7 separate regions of the Homo sapiens genome follow, and all the other regions are linked to region 1. The links are chromatin contacts, found by Hi-C or POLR2A ChIA-PET in ENCODE. All regions are on one chromosome and are shown on one strand. The core of a region is the stretch at or near the end of the contact, and the rest is flanking DNA. Distances in the headings are between cores, read along the strand shown. Region 1 holds the start of LAMP1 (lysosomal associated membrane protein 1). Region 2 holds the start of UPF3A (UPF3A regulator of nonsense mediated mRNA decay). Region 3 holds the start of TUBGCP3 (tubulin gamma complex component 3). Region 4 holds the start of ATP11A (ATPase phospholipid transporting 11A). Region 5 holds the start of RASA3 (RAS p21 protein activator 3). Region 6 holds the start of CDC16 (cell division cycle 16). Region 7 overlaps RASA3 (RAS p21 protein activator 3).

Region 1 (2,884 bases), core at 147-2,646:
CAACAGGCAAAACAAAAAAGGGAAGCCAAGATCCATTCACTCACAGTAACAGAGTTTTACAGCTGGATGGGACTGAGGGATTTAAAGAAGTCAAGGCAGATGTGTACAGGAGTGTATTTCTATATCTACTTAACTCACACACACTCCCCCAGCTTGATTCTACATCACCTTTCAGATCCTGGCATTTAAGATAATCTTCTCATATTACGGGGGAGGGCGGCGGGGGGAGGAGGTGAAAGAATAGTGTTGGCGGGGGGCAATCCGGACTGTCTTAAAGAGACAGCACACATCCTCTTATTAAGACAATAAATGAGAACGAAATTCACTAGTCAATACAATATTGAGCACCTACTGCCCATCTGAGCTCTATAAACTGACAGAAGAGAAGGGTGCTTCCCCACGTGTTCCCTGGTCCCGCATTTCGGCCTACAGGAACGGCGCTCTTTAAACTACTTACTAGACATGAACATTGCCACCGTGAGTCTGAGGCCAGCTTTCCCTCATCTTGTCTACTACGGAATCTTGTGAAATCCCAAAGATAACTTTAAAAATTATTTTAACATACATGTGAATTCACAATAACATAAATACACTCGCATCTCCTCCACACCGCTGAAAGAGGAGAAAGGTTCAAGTACAAAGGTGGGGAATGCTCGCACCGGCTTCTCCCTGTCCTGGGTGAAATCCATGTTGGGAAGAGCTTGATCTAGGTCACCCACCCGGGAGCTGAGACCACAGACGTCCCTGCCACCTTCGGCGGCGCAGCCTCGTCTAGATCTCACCGCCTCAACTTGCCAGGAAACTTAACGACCTGAAAGCACCAGACCGCCGAGCAAGCCATCGGAAGTTCCCTTTCGCACTCACCACCACAGAAAAACTGAGTTCAGTGAGACAGACCTTAGAGGAGCCAGGTCCTGGGATGAGACCTCCTGGTCCCCCAAGCACCTGCCATTGAGCTCCGCTCCGACCCTACGACCCCGAGAGAAACACCCGCCCGCGGGCAGAGCCGGCCGGGACCAGGAGCAGTGGGTGCGGGGCGACCCGCGGGACAACGACCCGGCAGTCCCCCGCCCTCAAGACCCAGGGACCTCGGCTCCGCCCGGTCCCGCCGCTCCCAGGCCCCGCCTCGACCCCCTCACCGAGCAGCAGCAACAGCAGTAGCAGCAGCAGGGGTCGCCGGGCGCTGCCGGGGGCCGCCATGGCGCGAGGCGGCCGGGTACGGTGCGGGGAGCGGGGGCGCGGGCGGCGGTTGGGCCGCGGACTGCCGGGCGCTGCGGTGGCGGGGCGCGGGCGCCAAGGGCTGGCGTTAGAGACAGCGGCGTTACCAGACGCAAGAGGCCCGGCCACTGCGACGCCGGCACGAAGAAGACACCGCGGCCGGCAGCGCTTGTCACGTGAGCTGCGCCGCGCCCGGGCGTCACGTGATCCCGCGGGTCTCGCGAGAGCGCGCGCGTCGAGCGCCGGCGGCTCGGCTCCCCGCAGGTGCGGCAGCTTCCAGCACCGCGCGCCCCCTCACGCGTGATGCAGGCCGACACGTGACCCGCAGCGGCACGTGACCCGCAGCGGCACGTGACCCTGGACCCACGTGACCCGGCCTGGTCCGGGGGACTGGGGCCGAGCCGAGGTCCTGAAACGGGAAGTGGGCTGGGTTCGCGGAAAAGGAAGAGGAAGAGTAGTGGCGGGAGAAAGTGAGGAAAGAGGAAGCCCGCGAGGGGAGAAAGGGCAGACGGATCGCGGACGCCCAGGCCTCCCTTCAGCCTGCGAGGCGTCCCAAACGCGGGCTCTTTATGGACAGGAGGGTGGTGTGGGTGGCAGCGCGGGTGACCGGCCGGGTGCGCGGCCAGGGATGGGCGAAGGGTTTGTCTTTTGGTGAGTGGGAAGCAAGTTCCTCACACAGGGAGGCCACTGTGCCCAAACTCTTGAGTGGTTTTAGGAAGGAAATAAGGGATCTGAAATGGGTCAGTGCGGCCTTCCGCTCGTTAATCGCGGGCTGAGGGAAGACGGCACCAGGCTGCCCAAGGTGAAGGTGAAGGTGCGATGGCGATACTCTTTGGCTTACAGAAAGTTCCTGTCGAGCACTTTGTTTTTTTTTTTGAGACGGAGTCTCGCTCTGTCGCCCAGGCTGGAGTGCAGTGGCGCGATCTCGGCTCGCTGTAACCTCCGCCTCCCGGGTTCAAGCGATTCTCTTGCCTCAGCCTCCCAAGTAGCTGGGATTACAGGCGTGCGCCACCACGCCCGGCTGATTTTGTATGTTGAGTAGAGACGGGGTTTCACCAGTTGGCCAGGCTGGTCTCGAACTCCTGACCTCAAGCAATCCACCCGCCTCGGCCTCCCAAAGTGCTGAGATTACAGCCCTGAGCCACGGCGCCTGGCTCCTGCATTTTAGAAGTCTGAAGATGCTCTGTTTTTTGGCTTGTCATCATATAGGATTTATGGCCTTTTGTTAAAATACTATTTAATTAAGGCCCCTACGCTACTGCTTTGTATAAAGCACCCGTCGCATAAGTACCTACATCTTAGAAAAAGATTTAATCTTACATTTCAAAAGGCATCATAGCAACGGGGACTGGATGTGCACCTAGTTAATAGAGACAGCACTCAGCCAGATAAAGACAGGACCAGGCACTCACTATCAGTCCTCACCAGAGGACTGTGACCTTAAAAAGGGCGGGATTTGACCAATTCAACACTGGCATTTTGATAGACCCCACCTTGCTGTCACTTGTGCTTAGCACCCTGCATCTGCTGCCTAAGGATCTGCTCACATCAAGGACTTCCTTGGAAGACAATGACTTCTGTCTGGATCAGGCTGGAATACACTCCTTGTTCCCGTCATTGCTTTCCTTGGATTGATCCATTAACCCCTTTTCCTATCCTCTTTCTC
Region 2 (2,956 bases), core at 152-2,651, 980 kb before region 1:
AATACTTCATTAGTATACCTACAGATTATAATAGATTTTTAAAAACCAATAATCCAACCTTTGCTGTCAAGGAAGATATATCCATCAAAACGATCTCTAAAAAGAAGGATGTCATCAGGATTCCTAAAATTAATGTATGCTCTTGAGTAGAGATGAGGATAAAGACTGAAATAAGAGATAACAGTGAAAATGGTCAGTGAAAAATACAATAGTCCATTAATTTAGCCTCTTTTTCCTTTTCTGGGCACAACAAACTACTTTAGATAAAACTTTTGTGCCAAATCATCTCAGTTAATTGTAACAACTTGGATATTCTTTAGCAAAAACAAACGCAAAACGTTAACTTTACAAGGCAGAACTCAGGTCCCTTCTCCACTGCCCAGAACCGGTCCTCCGAGGCTGAAACCCTAAGGCAAGGCCAGGGCGCACTCCCAGAGGAACCCGTGGCGCCGAGAGACTCTCCTGACTTGGGGACCTTCTCCGGTATTTAAAACCGCACTGGCTGCGGCACCAGCGTGGAGGCCACAGGAAGAGCCGGCGCCCCCCGGCCCCGCAGCGCCCCGTCCGCGGACGAGCAGGGAAGCCCGGGAGGCGCCGGGCGGGCAACGCTGGTCCTTTCAAAGGCACCCGCTTTCCTAAGCGTTAGCCGTCTGAAAATCATCCGCATTTTTCATGTAAACCACATCTGTGTTTCTTTGTTGGTGGTATTTTTCTTTGACGGAACGGACACGTTTTACTGAAATGTATTTATTCAAAAAGCTCACACGACTCCCATATAGGAGAAATCAGGGTAAGGAACGTAAGGCAACGAGACGGCCACCGCCGCCGAGCTCTGGGTTCCGCCCTCTCTTCCTCCCCTCGGGGCGGGCCTCACCTCAGGTCGGCGGCGAAGAACTCGAAGTAGTCGTGTGCTGGCAGCGGGCGCAGCTGCTCCTCCAGCTGCTCCTTGGTGAGGCCCGGAGGCAGGCGGCGGATGACCACCTGCGGGGAGCGCGCGGCCGTTCCCACCGGGGCGGAGCGTGGACAAGGAGCTCAAAAGGCACCGCGTACCGCGCTGGGAGGCCCGGCCCCCGCCCCTCCCTCCCCTCCCTCCCCTCCCTCCACTCAGGGCCGTCCTCTCCTCGCGAGGTTTGCGCGCCCCGCCCCCGTCCCCACCTTGCTCAGGGCCGTCCTCTTCTCCTCGCGAGGTTTGCCCGCACCGCCCCCGCAACCGGAGGACGAAGTTGGCGGCGTCTCAGCCTCCTGCTGCTGCGAGTCGCGGTGGAACTGCACTTCTAGGGCCGACAGCTTCTCCCTCCCGCTCGGGCCCCGCGCGGCAACGGCCGCCCGAAGGCCTCCGGCCCCCTCCTTTTCCGAGCGCATGCCGCACTCTCCGCCGAGCCGCAGCCGCCAGCCCCCGACGAAACCTCGCGAGAGCTCGGCCGCCCCAGCCCCGCCCCTCCTCGAGCCGCGGCGGTCGGGGCCGCCCACGAAGGGGTCAGGCGCTGCGGGACTAGTCGGGGTCGGGGTGGTGACCTCCGGCCACACAGCCTGGCTTTCCGCCGGGTCAGGCGGCCCCTCAGGGAGCGGCGGCCGCGGTTTAGGGCGGCCCCGGAAGCGGGGCGCCGGCGGCTTTGGTCCGGGCGTGGTGGGAGGAGTTCGCGGACAAGCCGCCCTCCCATCCCAGCACCGTTTTTATCCCACTCCCCCAGGCTCTCCGTGGCCGGGGCGCCATGAAAGCCGGGTTCACATTTGAATTCTTAATTTTTTTGGAGACAGTCTCGCTCTGTCGCCCAGACCGGAGTGCAGTGGCGCGATCTCGGCTCACTGCAGCCTCTGCCTCAGCCTCCTGAGTGGCTGGGACCTACAGGCACGCGCCACCACCCCTGGCTAATTTTTTTGTTTTTTTAAAGTAGAGACGGGGTTTCACCTTGTTGGCCAGGATGGTCTCGGTAACTCCTGACCTCAAGTGATCCGCCCACCTCGGCCTCCCAAAGTGCTGGGATTACAGGCATGAGCCACCGCTCCGGGCCCTTGCACATATTTTTTTATGAACACACAGGCAGCAGCACTTTGATTACAGTAACTTACATGGAAGTTATTTTAAAATGGCTTTCCCCTTCTCTTTTTCATGTAGGCTGCATTTTTCATCTGCAGCACGCTTTCTCTCAAGAATCTCAAGCACACACAAGAAACCAGAGAGTAAAATCACTGAGGCGTGAACACATCCAGAGACCAAGGGCGTCACTGGCAGAAAAGCTTTTAGGCGGATCCACGGCCCGAGAGCCACCCTGCCCAGAGACGCGGTTTCCTAGGAGCAGTTCACACGCGGCTCTGCAGCACCCACAAGCGGGGCCAGGGGCTGGTTTTCATAGTTCACAGTCTGCAGGGATCTTAACAAAAACATGGCCGTGGTAAAAGTGCCTAGACCAGGCTTTCGTCACAACTCAGTGAGTAGGAAGACTAGTTAGGCTGATGAAAAGCTCTGATGATGTGTGATTAAAAGTAGGAAAACGTGGTTGCCAAATAAAATATTTTACTATATAGTCAGGGGGAGAGATGGGGATAAAAAAATGTGGAAACCATTTATTTTAAAATTTTGACTGTTCCTGCAGTGTTTAAAATATAGGAGATATATTCTGATTATCTTTAGAAAGAAACTGCTCTCAATCTATTTGTATGTCTTCCCTCTGGTTTTAAAATATTAAACAATCATCTAACTCAATATTTAATTTTACCTCTAGTCATGTTACTAGGTTAGGATAATAAAAAGGACTGTGAACTTCACATCTGCCATCTATAATAGATTCTTATTGTAGCAATCTTGCACCAAGGGGATTTCTTTATTAACTCTGCCAAATTTTCCAAAATTACCAAATGGAGAAAAGAGCTGGTCCCATCTGTCACCAGGCACAACCAGGTCAGTAACTTAGGGTATTTCTTGTGTTCATGTTTTGCCCTCACCACTGCAAAGCCC
Region 3 (3,061 bases), core at 67-2,566, 710 kb after region 1:
AGCACTTTCTATTTCTTTGGGCAAAGACGCTATGGCATAACCAGTGTAATACCTTCCAGCTGCATCTTTAAGTAAGAGCCATCTGTAAACCAAATAACATCAGCGTTAGTGAGGGGGGTTCTTGCATGTCTGTCCTAGGAGAGAGCTGGTCAGGTAAGATGATGCAGTCATGCAGCGTTTCAGCTGAAGGTGGGGGAGAGGGTGGCAGGATTTAGATGACATCTGGACATTGTAGTATGCGGCTGAGAGAATAACTTCATGAGAAGCCAGTTACTAACTGATCGTGTTGAGTGTGATGCAAGTTTAGAAGCGTTTCCACAGAATGCGTATCGAAGGCAGTGAGGGGTGATCGCATCCTTGGTGGTTTGGTTGCTCTTGCAGAGCTGTGATGGTTGTTGCATCATGCAAGGAGACAGTCCTTTAGCTGTAGGGTCTAGTTGTTGACTGTAATACCCTACAAGTCTGCTTTGTCTCCATGTTTTTGAGTCAGAACGACAACAAACGTTTTACTTGCCAACAATTCTGCAACCTGAGCTGGACCCAGGCCCGACGGGCTTTGCAGACAGTCACGTGTGTGGCTGGCCTCAGCTGGGATGTTGGGATAGCTGGGTTGTCCTCCCTCTTCCATTTCATAGGATCTCGGGATCTCTTTCCATCATTTTTCCTTAGGAAGTTGGCCTTTTAACATGGTAGCTCACGGCTCCCAAGCGTGCACCCATGTGTAAGCTTTAACGATTGCACTGAAGTTGGCTTGGTGTAATTGTCTGCTTATCGATCTTTTTCTCGGCAGGTTTCCTGTTCTCTCACTCCGTACGTGATTAATTTATTTTCCCAGGACGTCCCAGTTACCCGGGCCGGGGGGGACCGGCCCGCGCGGCAGTGCGAGGTCGGGCCTGAGCAGGGCGCCTGTTGGATAGCGTAGCAGGTGAACTGCCCACTGCACGTTAACAATCGTAACACCCTGCACCCTTTAAACAGGCTTCTTTTTTCTTTTCTTTTTTAAACAGGCTTCTTTCATCAGAAGTGTGAATCAAACCAATGCCGTTAACACACACACCCCCACACCCACACACCAAATTATGGCCTTTATGGTGCTACCGGCCACCAAGTGCCCTCCAAGCAAGCCCGTCACGCTCGCGACTCCGGGGCCGCTCTGTCCGCGCAGCTCGAGGGCCTCGGGCCACCTGTCGCCCGGAACTTTCTCGGCCGACCGGGCAGCAGCAGGGGGAATGCACCAGACAGGGCCGGGAACGCTTAGGCAGCCGCACGCGCGGCCGCGGCGCAGGGAAGAAGCGGGGCATTGTGGGAAGCGCCCGCGCTTTCGGCGGGTTCCGTTAAAATGGCGCCCTGGTGGCCGGCGGCGCCCGCGCCTTAGCCTGTCAGGAGCAGGGAGCTTGCGGGGCGCAGGAAGGGCGCGGGCCGCGGTCCCTGCGCGTGCGGCGGCAGTGGCGGCTCTGCCCGGACCACCGTGCACGGCTCCGGGCGAGGATGGCGACCCCGGACCAGAAGTCGCCGAACGTTCTGCTGCAGAACCTGTGCTGCAGGATCCTGGGCAGGAGCGAAGGTAGAGTGGCCGGGCGACGCGAAGCCCGCAGACCCGTCCCGGGGGCTGCTCCCTGCGCGTGCAGCCCTAATACGTTCCGGGGCTGGAGGAACGAGGATGCAGGGCCGGGCAGAGGGCTGGGGGACGGGCCGAGGACGTGGGGCCCGGACGAGGGAGCGGAGGGCTGGGGTTCGAGGGTCAGGGAGCCGGGGAGGACAGCGGAGGGCTGGGGGCCAGGACCGGGGCGGAGGGAGTGGAGAGGCCAAGGCCGGGGCGAGAACGCCGGGGCGGGAGGCGGGAGGGCGGAGCCGAGCCGGAGCGGGCTGAGTCACCGCTCACTCCGCTCGCGGGTCCGTCAGTGAGGACGGGAGGAATGCCAGCTCGCCAATTTATCCCCCTTCTCTGGTGTCACGCGCCGTGGGAGGGCGCCTCTGCGCGCCTTTGGGTTCATCCTGTGGGGTGGAGAGAGCGGCTGCGCCGCGGAGGTGGATGCGGGGTGCTGGAGTGTCACATCATCGTCCCTTTTCGTTAGGAAAGTTTAACAGGCTTGAGTATTATGGGAAGAGGGTGTTAACGACTGTAACTGCCGTGTTTTCCTACTGTTTAAAGGGTTGAAGGTTGGATTTGATATAAAACTATTCTGGGAAAGTTCACATGGCGAATATTGTTACTAATAAGCAAAACTAATCCTATACGGTAGGTAAAACCATTTTGTAGTCGAGGTACTTTGAAAGAAATGGTACAGGATGCCATTTCTTGCTCCTTGTTTTGGCCAGGTTGGTGGGGCAGAGAGTGAGGATGCACCATGAGGGAATTTTCTGAGTAATGGAAGCAACTGAGTTACATCTTAAGCACCAAAATGTGGAAAAGAAGTTACTCAATTTTTGAAGGAAGACTTCAAAGTTACATTTAAAGTACTGAGAATGCATTTTGACCTTTCATGCTTCATGACAATTACTGTACATAATTCATTGGATGTTCTATGATAATCTTGGGGCAATCATGAATAATTTTGTGTCGCTATTAAATGAGTGACTTCACACAGTTCTTGCTGCATCTTGTAAAGTTTGATTCTATCACTTTATTTATCTAAGAAATCTTTGAGGACAACCCCGTCCTCAAAGTTCCCCCCGGGAACTGTGCTAAGTGCTGGTGATGCAGATGCACAAGTCATTCCTCCCACAGATCTGACAGACACTCTACTGGAAGAGACAGATGATAAACCAGCCATGTTAATTAGCAATAAGTACTGTGGCGAAAAAGTAGGGTAAAGGAATAGAGAGGGAAGAGGCAGGTGAGGGAAAGCCTCTGAGATATTTAAAGAGACCTGAATGGAGTAAGGGAGGGCCATTTGAACATCTGGGGAAGGTTCTGAGTAGAGAGAACCAGTGGAAAGGTCTTGAGGTATGAGCATGGCCTGCCATCGTTTGTTTTTGTCATTAGCAGACTGAGTTTCCTTTCACATGTTTCATGTTCCTCGTCATAGGGGGAATCAGATAAAACTAAGATTGTTAGGAC
Region 4 (3,000 bases), core at 501-3,000, 610 kb after region 1:
ATTGATCTGGCATCCCCCACTGAAAAGAAACCTATCTATCTTTGGCCAAGGTCTCCTATTTAAAGAAGGCTCATAAATATGAAAGGCTGCCTGAGGTAATTCCTATGCCGGGAAAGAACAAAGTTCCCATAATACTGCCCTCTCTAGTATCAAACCCGGTGCATGCGACTTCTCGAACCTGTGATTGACCAGTGACCGCCAGCCTCTATGGAACAATGAAGCCTCTTGTGCAAGACAGTGGCAGGAAACGCTGTGCTTGGGACAGTTTTCTTCCTCTCCTACACACACACACACACACACACACCCTTTTTTTTTTTTTTTTTTGATACAGAGTCTCGCTCTGTCACCCAGGTTGGAGTGCAGTGGCTCGATCTCGGCTCATTGCAACCACCGCCTCCCGGGTTCAAGCGATTCTCCTGCCTCAGCCTCCTGAGTAGCTGGGATCCCAGGCGCCTACCACCACGCCCGGCTAATTTTCGTATTTTTTAGCAGAGACGGGGTTTCACCATGTCGGTCCGGCTGGTCTCAAACTCCTGACCTCGTGATCCGCCCGCCTCGGCCTCCAAAAGTGCTGGGATTACAGGCGTGAGCCACCGCGCCCGGCCACACACCCCTTTTTACACCTAACGCCAGGGATTCCGGTTTCCCCTCCTCTGGTGTAAAACAAAATCAACTTTTCCCCTTCCGAGTCTTCCCTCCTGAGCTCTTCACTTGCTTATCACTGAAGGGGCAAATTCCAGAGGAACCCAAGAAGACCCCGGACTTCTGATCTAATTGGTTACTTTAAGGTAAAAAATAAAAAGATTCCAAACTCCGCTTCTGAATCCCCCAGGGGTGTTAAAGAACAAACACAATTGCTACCTTTTTCTGCAGAAGTGTAACGCTTCCTCCCAATCCCTTAATCTTACAGACACGGCTGCGCGGAAGCCGCATCTGAAGGTTCCTCCCCAGACCCGGGCCCCGGCGGGGTCGAAGTTGGCTCCCTCCGGGCGCCCGGTCCGCCGGGACAGCTCGAACCCCAGCCAGCCTCTCCGAGGGACCCCCAGGGCGCTGCGGGCGGGAAGGGGGCGCCAGGCGGCCGCGGCCAGGGAGCAGGTGGCCGCCCGGGGCTGGGGCCCCGCGCTGTGCCCACCTAGACCCCGTCGGAAGCCCCAGGGTGTCAACTCCGAGGCCCCTCCCCAGCATCCCGCTCGTCCCCGGGGGCGGTCCGAGTCCCAGACATCGGAGACCTCCCGGGACCCCGGGGCTGGACCGGCCACAGGGTCCGGGCTGCGGGGCCGGCCCGCGTCTGTCTGGTCCCCGGGTCCCCCAGCCCGCGCCGGGAGCACTCACGTATCTGTGCACGAGCGTCCGCACGAGGCTGCAGTCCATGGCTCCTCCGGCCGCTCCCGCTCCGCCGTTCAGCGCCCCCGCGCCCGGCTCGGCGCGCCCATGGGCTCCGGGGTACTAGTGCGGCCGCGCCCCCCGCTCCGGTCACGGCCTCGGCGCGCCGGGCGGTGCAGGGGGCGGCCGCGGCCCCTCCGCGCTCATGCCCGGCCCGGCCGGCGAATGCTGGGTCCGCGGCCCCGCGCGTCGGCAGCTGCTCCACTGGCGGCAAGGCTGCTGCTCGGGGCCGCGCGCGCGCGCTCTGGCGCCTTCTCTCTCCCCGTCGGTCCGCCCGCTCGGTTGGGCTCGGCTGGAGCACCCCGGCCGCGGCGGAGCCTGCGCTCTGCTCCTCCCGAGTCTCCTCCTCCCCTGCCCGCCGCCCTCTGGAGCCTCCGGGCCCCGCTGGCTCCTGCCCCTGCTCCGGGCGCGCACGTCACCGGCGCAAGTGAGCATGCGCCCCGCGGCCGCAGCCCCCGCCGGCCCCGCGCCCACACCCGCGCTCGCACCCGCGCGCCGGCCCTGCCCCCTCGCGCCTCCGCCCGGGCCCCAGACCCTGGGGGCAGAGGGCAGAGGGCAGAGGTCAGAGGCCGCGGGGAGGAACCCCCCTGTTGCTTCCGCCTCCCGGGGCGCAGGCGCTGGGCGCGGCGGGGAAGGGACTCGGCACTGGGGAAACCCGGAGTTTCAGCCAGGGTCCCAGGGCTTCCTTCCCGGGTTCCTGCCGGAAAACTTTTCTCCTCCGCCCGGAAGCCTCGATGGGGCAGTGAGATCGCGGGGCGAGGTGGGAGTGTGGGAGGGGGCCGCGGGCAGAGAGCGGGAGTCCGGCTGGGTGGGAGATCTCCTGAGCCGAAGCTGGGTCTCGCCCCAGCGTGGCGCCACCGACCCGCAGGCTTTTCCTGCTCTGCAGATGGAGAGACACAGGGACGCTCCTCAGGTGGCTGCCCTGGGCTGCCAGCCTGTCAGTGGGAGGGGAGGGTGCAGACAAGAGGCCCCTGTTTCCGAAACCCCTCTGTCCCCAAAGCTGCGACAGCAGAAGACACTTAGGCGGCCTGAGGGGTTGGTGAACCACAGAGGAGCTCAGCTTCGCCTGGTCTCCAGCTCCCGGTGGCGGTGGCGTGTCCTTAATGCTGCTGGCTTTGAACTGGACTGAGAACTATTTACCACACAAACACCACCATTTCAATCCCGGAGAATGCCTGTTTTCCCTAGGGTGACCTGGCCGGGGTAACAAACACTTGTTCTCTAATTCCACGGTCAGCCTTGACTTAATTGAGGTACTTGATTTCCAACTTCCTGTCTTGCTGCCACAGATAATCACTGATGAAACCAAACAGGCAACACCTTTTGGTGGCCTGTGGAGAGCGCTGCCCCGTCTGGGTCTTAGGAAGGCAATTGAATATGAATGTTCTCCCGAGTGCTTGTGGAAAAGAGATGGTGTTGGCCACTTTTTAGACGAAGAGAAATGAGTACTAGTGAACACTAATCATAGTGACTAAACAGTAAACGGCTCCCATTTGTTGTCGGCTAAAGCACTGATTCTTCATTTTCCATCCCAGCCTGTCCTGCTCTGGCCTGCCCTGTGCTCAGGAAGCTGGCGGTCCCCCTCAGTGGATCTTCACCCACAGGGACAACCTGCTG
Region 5 (3,005 bases), core at 225-2,724, 840 kb before region 1:
ATATGTAGTGTATGTGTGGTATATGTATGTGTGTATATATGTGTAGGGTGTGTGTGTGGCACTGGGTGCAATGAAGTTTTGCAACATAGAGGAGGGAGTGTAGTCTCAGTTCATATACACACCTACAGTTCATACACACACACAAACATACTCCTCAGAGAGGAGGTCAGGGAGGAGGAGACCTCGAGACAGAAGAAAGGGAGGTAAGGGTGGTACCTGCCCATGCTGGGGTCTGCAGGGGGACTGGGGGGGGACCTGCCCATGCCGGGGTCTGCAGGGGGACTTGGGGGGGGACCTGCCCATGCTGGGGTCTGCAAGGGGACTTGGGGGGGGACCTGCCCATGCCGGGGTCTGCAGGGGGACTTGGGGGGGGGACCTGCTCATGCCGGGGTCTGCAGGGGGACTGGGGGGGGACCTGCTCATGCCGGGGTCTGCAGGGGGACTGGGGGGGGACCTGCCCATGCCGGGGTCTGCAGGGGAACTGGGGGGGGACCTGCCCATGCCGGGGTCTGCAGGGGGACTTGGGGGGGGGACCTGCCCATGCCGGGGTCTGCAGGGGGACTGGGGGGGGACCTGCCCATGCCGGGGTCTGCAGGGGACTGGGGGGGGACCTGCCCATGCTGGGGTCTGCAGGGGGACTTGGGGGGGGGACCTGCTCATGCTGGGGTCTGCAGGGGGACTGGGGGGGGACCTGCTCATGCTGGGGTCTGCAGGGGGACTGGGTGGGGGAGACCTGCCGGTGCCGGGGTCTGCAGGGGGACTGGGGGGGGACCTGCCCGTGCCGGGGTCTGCAGGGGGACTGGGGGGGGACCTGCCCATGCCGGGGTCTGCAGGGGGACTGGGGGGGACCTGCCCATGCCGGGGTCTGCAGGGGGACTGGGGGGGGAGACCTGCCCATGCCGGGGTCTGCAGGGGGACTGGGGGGGGGAGACCTGCCCATGCCGGGGTCTGCAGGGGGACTGGGGGGGGGGAGACCTGCCCATGCTGGGGTCTGCAGGGGGACTTGGGGGGGGGACCTGCCCATGCCGGAGGTCTGGGGTGGGGGGCTGTGTGTGCGTGTATGTGTCCCCGCCCCCCTCGTGCGTCTGCAGCAGGTGCCTTCGGATCGCATCTCAGGAGCTGGGGCTGGGCGCGGGATTCCTCCCCTGCCAGATCGTTGTACGTGAACTTCTCTTGGCAAAGTTCGTCCGCGAGTCAATCGCTCAGCCTCGCTCAGCGGGCCCGGGCCGCGCCGGCGACCTTCCTTCGTCTCTTCCGCCAGGCAGCCCGCTGGGGTCCCTTCCGCTCAGCGGCCAATCCGCGGGGCGGGGGCGGGGGCCGAGGCCTCGGGGGAAGCCGATCCCTGCGCCCCCCGGGTCTCCGCCACCCGCCAGCGCCGTCCCTGCCAACCCCGCCCCTGCAGGGCCCGGGCCAGTTGGGAGCAGGGGCCGGGCCGCGGGCGGAGCCTCCCGGTCCCCGCCCTCGCCCTCGGCCAACTGGCGGTCTTGCAGGCGGGCGGACCCTCGGCCGCGCTCGGGGCTCCGGCGCCGCCGCTCCTCCTGCTCGGCCTGAGCTGCCCGGGCTCGGCGCGCGCTTGGGGCGAGGCTCGGCGGGCGCGGACGCGCAGCATGGCGGTGGAGGACGAGGGGCTCCGGGTCTTCCAGAGCGTGAAGATCAAGATCGGTGAGTGTCCGCCGGCAGCCACGCGTCCGACCCCCCGGCCCGACCCTGTCCTCTCCCGCGCCCGCCTCCCCTCCGCAGATCCTTGCTGGGGACCCCGGCGGAGACGCCCTCCAGGCGCGGCGCGCTCCCCGGAGAACGGCTGGTCCGGCTCCGCGGCCCCTCCCCACCTCCCCGCCTCCCCGGGCCTCGGGCTGGGTCGAGTCGGCTCCGGGGTAACGCGGCTCCCTGCGCCTCCTCTGCGCCCGGAGCGGCCCCGGTCCCTGGTAGCGGCGGAGGAGGTGGGGTCCCTGCGCCGAGGGACGTCTGTCCGCGTGTGCGCCCGAGCGTGTGCCCCGCGTGTTTGCAGGAGTGCGCGCGCCTGAGGCTGTCTGGGCGCCTGCACTTCAGGTGTCAAATCCACTGACGTCGGGGTCTCGGCATCTCCCTTTCTCCGCTGCGCCCAGAAACTTCCTTTCCGGGGAATGTGGAGGCTCCTTCACGCTTCTCCCCAGGGGCGTGAGGCCCCGGCGCGCTGCTGCTGCTGTGCGCGCGCGTCTGTGCCTGCGTGCGCGCGTGTTTGTGTGTGCTTGTGTTTGTGTGTCCATGTGTGGGCGGTGTGTGTGCGCGTGCGTTTGTGGGTGCATGTGTGGGTGCGTATTTGTGTGTGGATGCATGTGTGCGCGCGTGTGTATTTGTGTGTGGGCGCGTGTGTGTGCGCGCGTTTGTGTGTGTGCATGTGTGCGTGTGTGCTGGTGGGGCGTTCTGGCTGAGGGCTCCCGCGGGGCGGGGAGACCCCGGACCCATCGGCACCACGTCCCTTTCCACTGAGAAGTGGCGGGCGAGCTGGTGGCGACCAGGGCCTGCGAGGCTGCGGTTTTTCTCTGGGCTTCAGCAGCTTCTGAAGTGGGCTCCCGGAGGCGTTTCCGGAGAGGAGGCTGTGTCTGGACTTCTGGTTTATCTGGAGGGATCTGCTTTTCCCTGGTTGTTTTATCTTGGGAGAGTGATGTGGAAGTCCTCCCCCTCCCCCAGAGCAAGACCGTTTCCTGGAGTGACTGTTCCATATTCATGCCATGAGTGTGCTGGACCACAGCGCGGTTCAGGCTGGAGAGGCTTCCAGGGCCTGCAGTGTCGCGGTCCCCACGGTCCTTCTCCCCCACTGAGCCGCACTTCGCAGCCGGCCTCTTCCCGTGTGAAGAGGCCTCCGGGAACGGGCTGAGTGTCAGTTGTTGATGACATTTGATGCTGCCGGAGGCATTCCAGCTCCCCTAAACCAGCGGGCTGTTTCCTGTCGGCTTTATTTTGGTTTGCGGATCATCGCTGAGACACTGTCTTGATATTTGGCCCAGAAGCGCTGCAGCTAGGAT
Region 6 (2,897 bases), core at 287-2,786, 940 kb before region 1:
TCTTTGTATATGCAACTTATGAAGGTAATTTTTTAAAACTCATACACTGTAAAAATGTATCGTGAAACATACAAGTGAAATGCAAGTGAAACAGCAAAAGCTAGTCATTAACAATTCATGTGTGATTTATATAACACTTTCAACGAGCTGTTAATGAATCCCAAAGTGAAATTTAGAAGACAGAACACTATACTCAAATACCTTATATAACACAGTGGCAGTTTTAATAACACTCAAGTTTAAAAACACACACACATAAATTAACTAAGCTTCACTGAACATGGGGAAGAACTCACCTCCTCCAAGTCTAACAAAAATGAAGGAGCCGACAATGAGGGCCACCCACAGTGACCTACGGCTAGCTTTAGACCCTGTTCTGCTCCTCAGTCCTCAGTCTTCTACAGTCTCTGCCTCAGTTCCCCTGGAGACAAGCCAGGACCACTGCTGCTAGCCCGAGGCAGGAGGAATGCCAACGGGATAGTTATAAATATGCTCAATACCGGTGTCTCTGGCTGGAAACCGGGCCTGTCATATTCCTCACTACGTCTCCGTACCGAAGAAAAAGTGATCAGAAAACACTGAATTCAACTGACTCATGGTAAATAAAAACACAGCCCTCCAAATGGACTGCAAACATTTGGCCACGTCAGTTAGCACCCAATTCCGAAAACTCTGCATTACCATGGCTTTTCTTTCCCTTTCTTTCCAATTTCCTGAAAGAGCAAGCATTTCAACAAAAAATAAACAACAATATAGATAAAACTGATGCTGCTGATTCTCGAAGACACTTCTTGCCTTAAACGCTCTCTGCTATTCAAAGGTAGTGCAGAGAACACAGACATAGTTAACGAGAATTTTTAAAGTATTGATTTGAGACAACAGGCTTCTTCACATCTTTATTCACTTAAATTCAGCCCAGTAAAAATTACAACTAAACCTCTCAAAAATGTTTTATTAGCTAGCCCTGCAACTTTCCTCCAAAAATTGTCCTTCAACTTGCACTGAGTAGTCAGTGTTTCCTGGGCACCTCCTCCGCGCCAGGTGCAGAACGAGGCTCAGACCCGACTGAGGCGCCCCGTGCGCTCGGGGGCCTCCACTCCCCGGGCTGTGCCCCTCCCAGCTGCAGGGACCGCTCCCTTCTGGGCGAGGCGGAGACAGCGCTGCTGGCCCCAGATGAAGGCCCAGGGCCGGCCCAGTCCTTCCCCACCAAGAGCCCCGACAACAGTCACCCCAGCCCCACGCCGCGCGGAAAAAGACCCGGCGAGGCCTGGGCCCCGCACCCCGAGTCGGGGCCGCCCACCTGGTCGAGGTACTGCCGGACGCGCTTCCGCAGCCGCTCTAGGTTCATGGCGGCGCGGGCCCGGCCTCACGCCACACTCCGCCGCTAGGCGCGCGCCTCCTGCACCCTAAGCACCCCGCCCCGTGCCCGTGCCCGTGCCTGCAGCCGCCGCCGCCGCCCCAGGACTCGAAGGCCGCGGACTCGAAGGCCGCAGGTCCCCACCCACACCCGCACCCCCCACCCAGGCCCCGTGCACTGCCCAGGCTCTTCCGCTCCAGGCAGGCCCCGCCCCGGAAGTCCACAGCAAACGAATCCCATCTGGCGCGGGAAAACGGACCCGAGTTGTTGGTTCCGATGCCTCTCCTGGCACGTGGGCTTCTGGTTGCCTTGGGGCGAGAGCGCGGCCTCCCTGGAATCGCTGCGGCGCCTCTGGGCATTGGCGAGAGAGTCAGGAGGGCTCGGGGCCGGACCACCCACCCGGGCAAAAAAGCAGGTGGCTGCTGAGCCTTCTTTCCCCAGAATGTAGTCAACATTTTAAAAATAAGAGCAACGCACTCTCATTACAAAAAAAAAAAATTGTGTGCACAAACAGCAAATGAAGTCAAAGACAACCTAGGGAAAAATTTGAAACCTATCACAAAATTCGAATTTCCTTATAATGTAGAGCCAATATTCCCTTTACATATATGTAATAAGTCAGTGGGAAGAGACCAATGGCTCAGGAGAAAGACAGGCAAAAAACAGTTCACAGGGAAAGAAATGCAAATAGACTTTAACATACGAAAGAAAGTCCAACTTAATTCATAATAAAAATTAAAATTAGAGTACCACTTTTCATATGTTAACAAAGATCACAAAGGTTGATGACACTGCTAGCAGGAATGTCGGGAAGCAGGCACCCTCAAGTTTTGTGAGTGGTATTGGTATACTCTCTAGGATGAACGAATTGGAATATCTTCCAAATTTAAAGGTGTTCGTGCTGTTAAACCTAATGATTTTTATTTTGGGAAATATACCATGGATTTGCATTTTTGCATGTGTGCAAAATGACCTGTGGTTTCGTTTGTAATAGCAAAAGATTGCAGACAATTTAAACACCCATGAAGTATGGAACTGAGTAAATAGGTCATGATACGCTCACGTAATGGAATACTCGCTGGCTGTTCAAAAGAACAGTCAGCTTTGCATGGACATTGAACGATCTTCAAGATATAGTATGTGGGAAAAAGCAAGTATAGGATCGTGTTTATCGTATGCCTGCATTTGAGTAAAATACGAATTTAATGATAGGTAGAAAAATCCCTAAACTGTCCCAGGAAGGAAAAATGAGAAAACCGGCATAGCGCAAGGCCTCTGGAAGGAGTGCTGGAAGATGAGAGATGGTAGAAGTGGGAGAGGTACTTCCTTGGATATCTTTTTGTGCTTTTGAATTTCAGTCAATGTGCATATATTACCTTTTGTGAAATTAAATCATTCAAACTTAAAATAATTTAAACTTGAAGCTGTTGGAACTTTGAATTACCTGAGCCTTGAGGGGAATGTGGCTACGCGGCCTAGGTCATGCCACACCCAGCTGTAACTTCTGCCTTTTTCCCTGTAAACAATAAAGACCAAATGG
Region 7 (2,706 bases), core at 44-2,543, 770 kb before region 1:
GTACTTGAACCCAAAAGCTGGCTCTCTCATAAACTTGCAGCTGGAATCCACGCTACATCTGTGGTCGGAAGCCCTCCATCGGTGCACATGCATTAACAGAGTCCTGTATTAGTCATTGGTCGACATCCACCTGAGAGGCAGGTGTCAGGCAGGGCTGCCCCACATGCTGGGGAGTTTAGTCCTGGCCACCGCCCCCTCCTTGCTCCATGGTGGCACCCACTTTGGGGCCGGTCCCCCAAGTCTCCTGGTCCCCGAGTCTCCCATCCCCCGAGTCTCCCACCCCCCAGTCTCCCAGCCCCCAAGTCTCCCGGCCCCCCGAGTCTCCCAACCCCCGAGTCTCCCGGCCGCCTGAGTCTCCCAGCCCCCGAGTCTCCTGGCCCCCCAGTTTCCCGGTCCCCCCAAGTCTCCCGGCTCCCCGAGTCTCCCAGTCCCCAAGTCTCCCACCCCCCAGTCTCCCACCCCCCAGTCTCCCGGCCCCCGAGTCTCCCGGCCCCCCAGTTTCCCGGTTCCCCCAAGTCTCCCGGCTCCCTGAGTCTCCCAGTCCCCGAGTCTCCCACCCCCCCAGTCTCCCACCCCCCAGTCTCCTGACCCCTGAGTCTCCCGGCCCCTGAGTCTCCTGGCCCCCCAAGTCTCCCGGCCCCCGAGTCTCCTGGCCCCCCAAGTGGTCCCCTGAGTCTCTCAGCCCCCGAGTCTCCCGGCCCCCCAAGTCTCCCGGCCCCCGAGTCTCCCAGCCCCCCAAGTCTCCCAGCCCCCGAGCCTCCCAGCCCCCCAAGTCTCCTGGCCCCCCGAGTCTCCTGGCCCCCCAGTTTCCCGGCCCCCTCAGTTTCCCGGCTCCCCGAGTCTCCCGGCTCCCCGAGTCTCCCGGTCCCCGAATCTCCCATTCCCCCAGTCTCCCACCCCCCAGTCTCCCGACCCCCAAGTCTCCCAACCCCCGAGTCTCCCGACCCCTGAGTCTCCTGGCCCCTGTGTCTCCTGGCCCCCTGAGTCTCCTGGTCCCCCGAGTCTCCCGGCCCCCGAGTCTCCCAGCCCCCCAAGTCTCCCGGTCCCTGAGTCTCCCAGCCCCCCGTGTGCTTCCTCCAAGGTCAGTGTCACCTTTAAGGTCTGATGGTTCATTTGGCAAAGTCGCTGTGGAAAGAAAAAAGCCCACGTCTGCATCTCTGAGCTCAGAAGGGCCCCAGGGTGCTCTCTGGCCGCTGGGTCTGCAGCCGGGCAGGAGCCCCTTCTCACATTCCCTGGGGAGAAGCACTTGGGTCAAGTTTGATTTGCTGTTGCCCAATATCGCCGTCTGACTTAGCAGGAAGCTGCAAATGGAATGTGTGAGGAAGGAAAGGCGGAACTCAGCTTCTCTTCTTCCCTCTTTCCCACTAAGGAGGTCACCGACCCAGCTCCACCTCAGGCCTGTGTCCCCCACGCCTCCTCCCTGCGTGTGGCCCGGGCCCCTGGGCCGCGCGTCCGAGGCCCTGGAGTCTGTGGGGCCTCTTTATCGAGTGCTGAGCCGACGTCTGGGGAGAGCGTCCTCTGTCTTCCCTTTTTTCTGTATTTTTCAAGGTGGAGGTTGAAGGGCAGTGTCTGTCACAGGTTTAACTTCAGAACGCATCGAAGTGGACACATTTCAGAGAACAAGCCCTTTCTCTCTGGCCTTGGCCCTTCTCCAAGGAAGTGATTTTGGCAGTTTCTGTCCTACTAGAAAAATAATTTTCTGAGGTTGAGAGTGAACTGTGTTCACAATCCATACCTTTTAGAGCAATCATTTTTAATCATTTAAAGGGCAGCCACTATTTGTTTCCTTATTTACTTAAACTAAAAGGCTCCCTGAAATTGGGTTGGCAGGGCTGGGGCTTGGGAACCAGCTTCCCGCCCTGGACCTCCCCTGGGCCGGCACCCACGACCCTAAAACAAGGAGATGACCCCGCTCCCCAAGGCTGCGCTGCAGTGGAAATCACCGTCTTGTCCAGCAGAAAGGAACAGCTGGCGTCACACACAACAGAACCTAAATCTCTCCTTGCTGGGTTAGTCCAGTCATTTGCAAGAATATTCAGTAAGTGTCGTGTCCTCATTTCCTTCCATCCACGTAAGGACGTGGAATGGTGTCTGTCCCTGCCTGCTTCCTCTGCGCCCACGTGGCTGACCTCTCCCCAAACCCTCATCCACGCAGACAGTCCTGGCTCAGGGAGGCTCTGCCTCAGGGTTCTGGGTCTGACCCTACCCCCTGCCACTGGGGTTGAGGCTGGGCAAAGCCCTCTGCCCCACGCGGAGCCCTGGCCCCCCCTTTCTGTGGAGTTGCTCCTGCGTCCTTTGCAGGGTTCATTTGCATGCCCATCTCGGGGAGAAGGGGCCGTGGCCACAACAGGAAGAAACTGCAGGCGTGGCTGGTTTCTGTGCCCCCTCCACCCAGAGGTGCCACGGCCTGAACTCCTGCTCCGAAAGCTGGTTATGCGTTAGGTTACAAAGCTGTGTCTGTAGGAAAAGTTCTTTTGTTTAAAAAATCATGAGCACCCCCAAAATGATCTGGATACGCAGACAAAAACGTCAATGTGATGTGATTTCTGAGAAGTGGAATTATGGGGGAGTTCTTGTTCTTTTGTTTGTGTGTTTTATGTACAATTAGAAGTTACAAGTCAAGGAACAGATAGATCTTCTAGAGCTGAGCGAGGAGAGCTGGGTCTTCCCAGGCAGACGAGGACATCAGACATCACCAGGGACCCT

Evidence for each region. Hi-C counts contacts between places; a loop is a spot of excess contacts on that map. ChIA-PET counts read pairs that join two places held with the same protein, here RNA polymerase II (POLR2A). Pooled maps may share reads with other maps.
Region 2: a loop to region 1 is called in a pooled map, with 18 times the contacts of the local background. The contact joins the promoter of UPF3A here to the promoter of LAMP1 in region 1. A Hi-C loop is called at or near these places in 3 of 37 single-sample maps with no recorded cell type and 9 of 50 pooled maps.
Region 3: a map of CD14-positive monocyte shows a loop between it and region 1 (5-fold over the local background). The contact joins the promoter of TUBGCP3 here to the promoter of LAMP1 in region 1. A Hi-C loop is called at or near these places in 2 of 168 maps with a recorded cell type or tissue (CD14-positive monocyte and CD8-positive, alpha-beta T cell), 7 of 37 single-sample maps with no recorded cell type and 16 of 50 pooled maps.
Region 4: a loop to region 1 is called in a map of CD4-positive, alpha-beta T cell, with 8 times the contacts of the local background. The contact joins the promoter of ATP11A here to the promoter of LAMP1 in region 1. A Hi-C loop is called at or near these places in 3 of 168 maps with a recorded cell type or tissue (CD4-positive, alpha-beta T cell, CD4-positive, alpha-beta memory T cell and naive thymus-derived CD4-positive, alpha-beta T cell), 5 of 37 single-sample maps with no recorded cell type and 15 of 50 pooled maps. POLR2A ChIA-PET finds 5 or more read pairs at or near these places in 1 of 52 experiments (activated CD8-positive, alpha-beta memory T cell).
Region 5: a map with no recorded cell type shows a loop between it and region 1 (6-fold over the local background). The contact joins the promoter of RASA3 here to the promoter of LAMP1 in region 1. A Hi-C loop is called at or near these places in 3 of 37 single-sample maps with no recorded cell type and 10 of 50 pooled maps.
Region 6: a pooled map shows a loop between it and region 1 (37-fold over the local background). The contact joins the promoter of CDC16 here to the promoter of LAMP1 in region 1. A Hi-C loop is called at or near these places in 3 of 37 single-sample maps with no recorded cell type and 9 of 50 pooled maps.
Region 7: a loop to region 1 is called in a pooled map, with 7 times the contacts of the local background. The contact joins the enhancer-like site here to the promoter of LAMP1 in region 1. A Hi-C loop is called at or near these places in 4 of 37 single-sample maps with no recorded cell type and 5 of 50 pooled maps.

The regions. Positions count from the first base shown.
Region 1 is chr13:113,295,751-113,298,634 of GRCh38, reverse strand. It overlaps LAMP1 (lysosomal associated membrane protein 1), which reads right to left and starts at 1,396. Exons shown (of 9, transcript NM_005561.4): 1 at 1,140-1,396. The coding sequence starts at 1,200. RefSeq lists an enhancer at 576-755 and a silencer at 986-1,265.
Region 2 is chr13:114,280,046-114,283,001 of GRCh38, reverse strand. It overlaps UPF3A (UPF3A regulator of nonsense mediated mRNA decay), which reads right to left and starts at 1,401. Exons shown (of 10, transcript NM_023011.4): 1 at 1,156-1,401; 2 at 875-981; 3 at 59-165. The coding sequence starts at 1,362. It overlaps LOC105370384 (a long non-coding RNA gene), which reads left to right and starts at 1,933. Exons shown (of 4, transcript XR_007063887.1): 1 at 1,933-2,899. RefSeq lists silencers at 384-593, 974-1,153, 1,384-1,653 and enhancers at 733-1,420, 1,874-2,173.
Region 3 is chr13:112,586,408-112,589,468 of GRCh38, reverse strand. TUBGCP3 (tubulin gamma complex component 3) reads left to right here and starts at 1,316. Exons shown (of 22, transcript NM_006322.6): 1 at 1,316-1,564. The coding sequence starts at 1,489. LOC124903251 (a long non-coding RNA gene) reads right to left here and starts at 1,283. Exons shown (of 2, transcript XR_007063945.1): 1 at 53-1,283. RefSeq lists an enhancer at 501-1,320 and silencers at 1,386-1,605, 1,636-1,695, 1,726-1,845.
Region 4 is chr13:112,688,788-112,691,787 of GRCh38, reverse strand. It overlaps ATP11A (ATPase phospholipid transporting 11A), which reads right to left and starts at 1,750. Exons shown (of 30, transcript NM_015205.3): 1 at 1,333-1,750. The coding sequence starts at 1,371. It overlaps LOC102725228 (a long non-coding RNA gene), which reads left to right and starts at 1,973. Exons shown (of 2, transcript NR_187633.1): 1 at 1,973-2,125; 2 at 2,919-3,000. RefSeq lists enhancers at 1-97, 2,396-2,913 and silencers at 958-1,197, 1,218-2,147.
Region 5 is chr13:114,131,092-114,134,096 of GRCh38, reverse strand. It overlaps RASA3 (RAS p21 protein activator 3), which reads left to right and starts at 1,474. Exons shown (of 24, transcript NM_007368.4): 1 at 1,474-1,662. The coding sequence starts at 1,608. RefSeq lists silencers at 1,169-1,268, 1,299-1,958 and enhancers at 1,751-2,378, 2,549-3,005.
Region 6 is chr13:114,233,536-114,236,432 of GRCh38, reverse strand. It overlaps CDC16 (cell division cycle 16), which reads right to left and starts at 1,536. Exons shown (of 18, transcript NM_001078645.3): 1 at 1,301-1,536. The coding sequence starts at 1,348. RefSeq lists a silencer at 1,218-1,577 and an enhancer at 1,688-1,737.
Region 7 is chr13:114,067,783-114,070,488 of GRCh38, reverse strand. The region is part of intron 2 of RASA3 (RAS p21 protein activator 3); the gene reads left to right. Among named protein-coding and RNA genes, the nearest start is that of RASA3-IT1, 41 kb to the left of the region's middle. RefSeq lists enhancers at 2,331-2,510, 2,591-2,680. Within about 2 kb of position 1,293, at least 17 of the 41 ENCODE cell types and tissues checked have a DNase peak (open chromatin) inside an H3K27ac peak, as active enhancers do.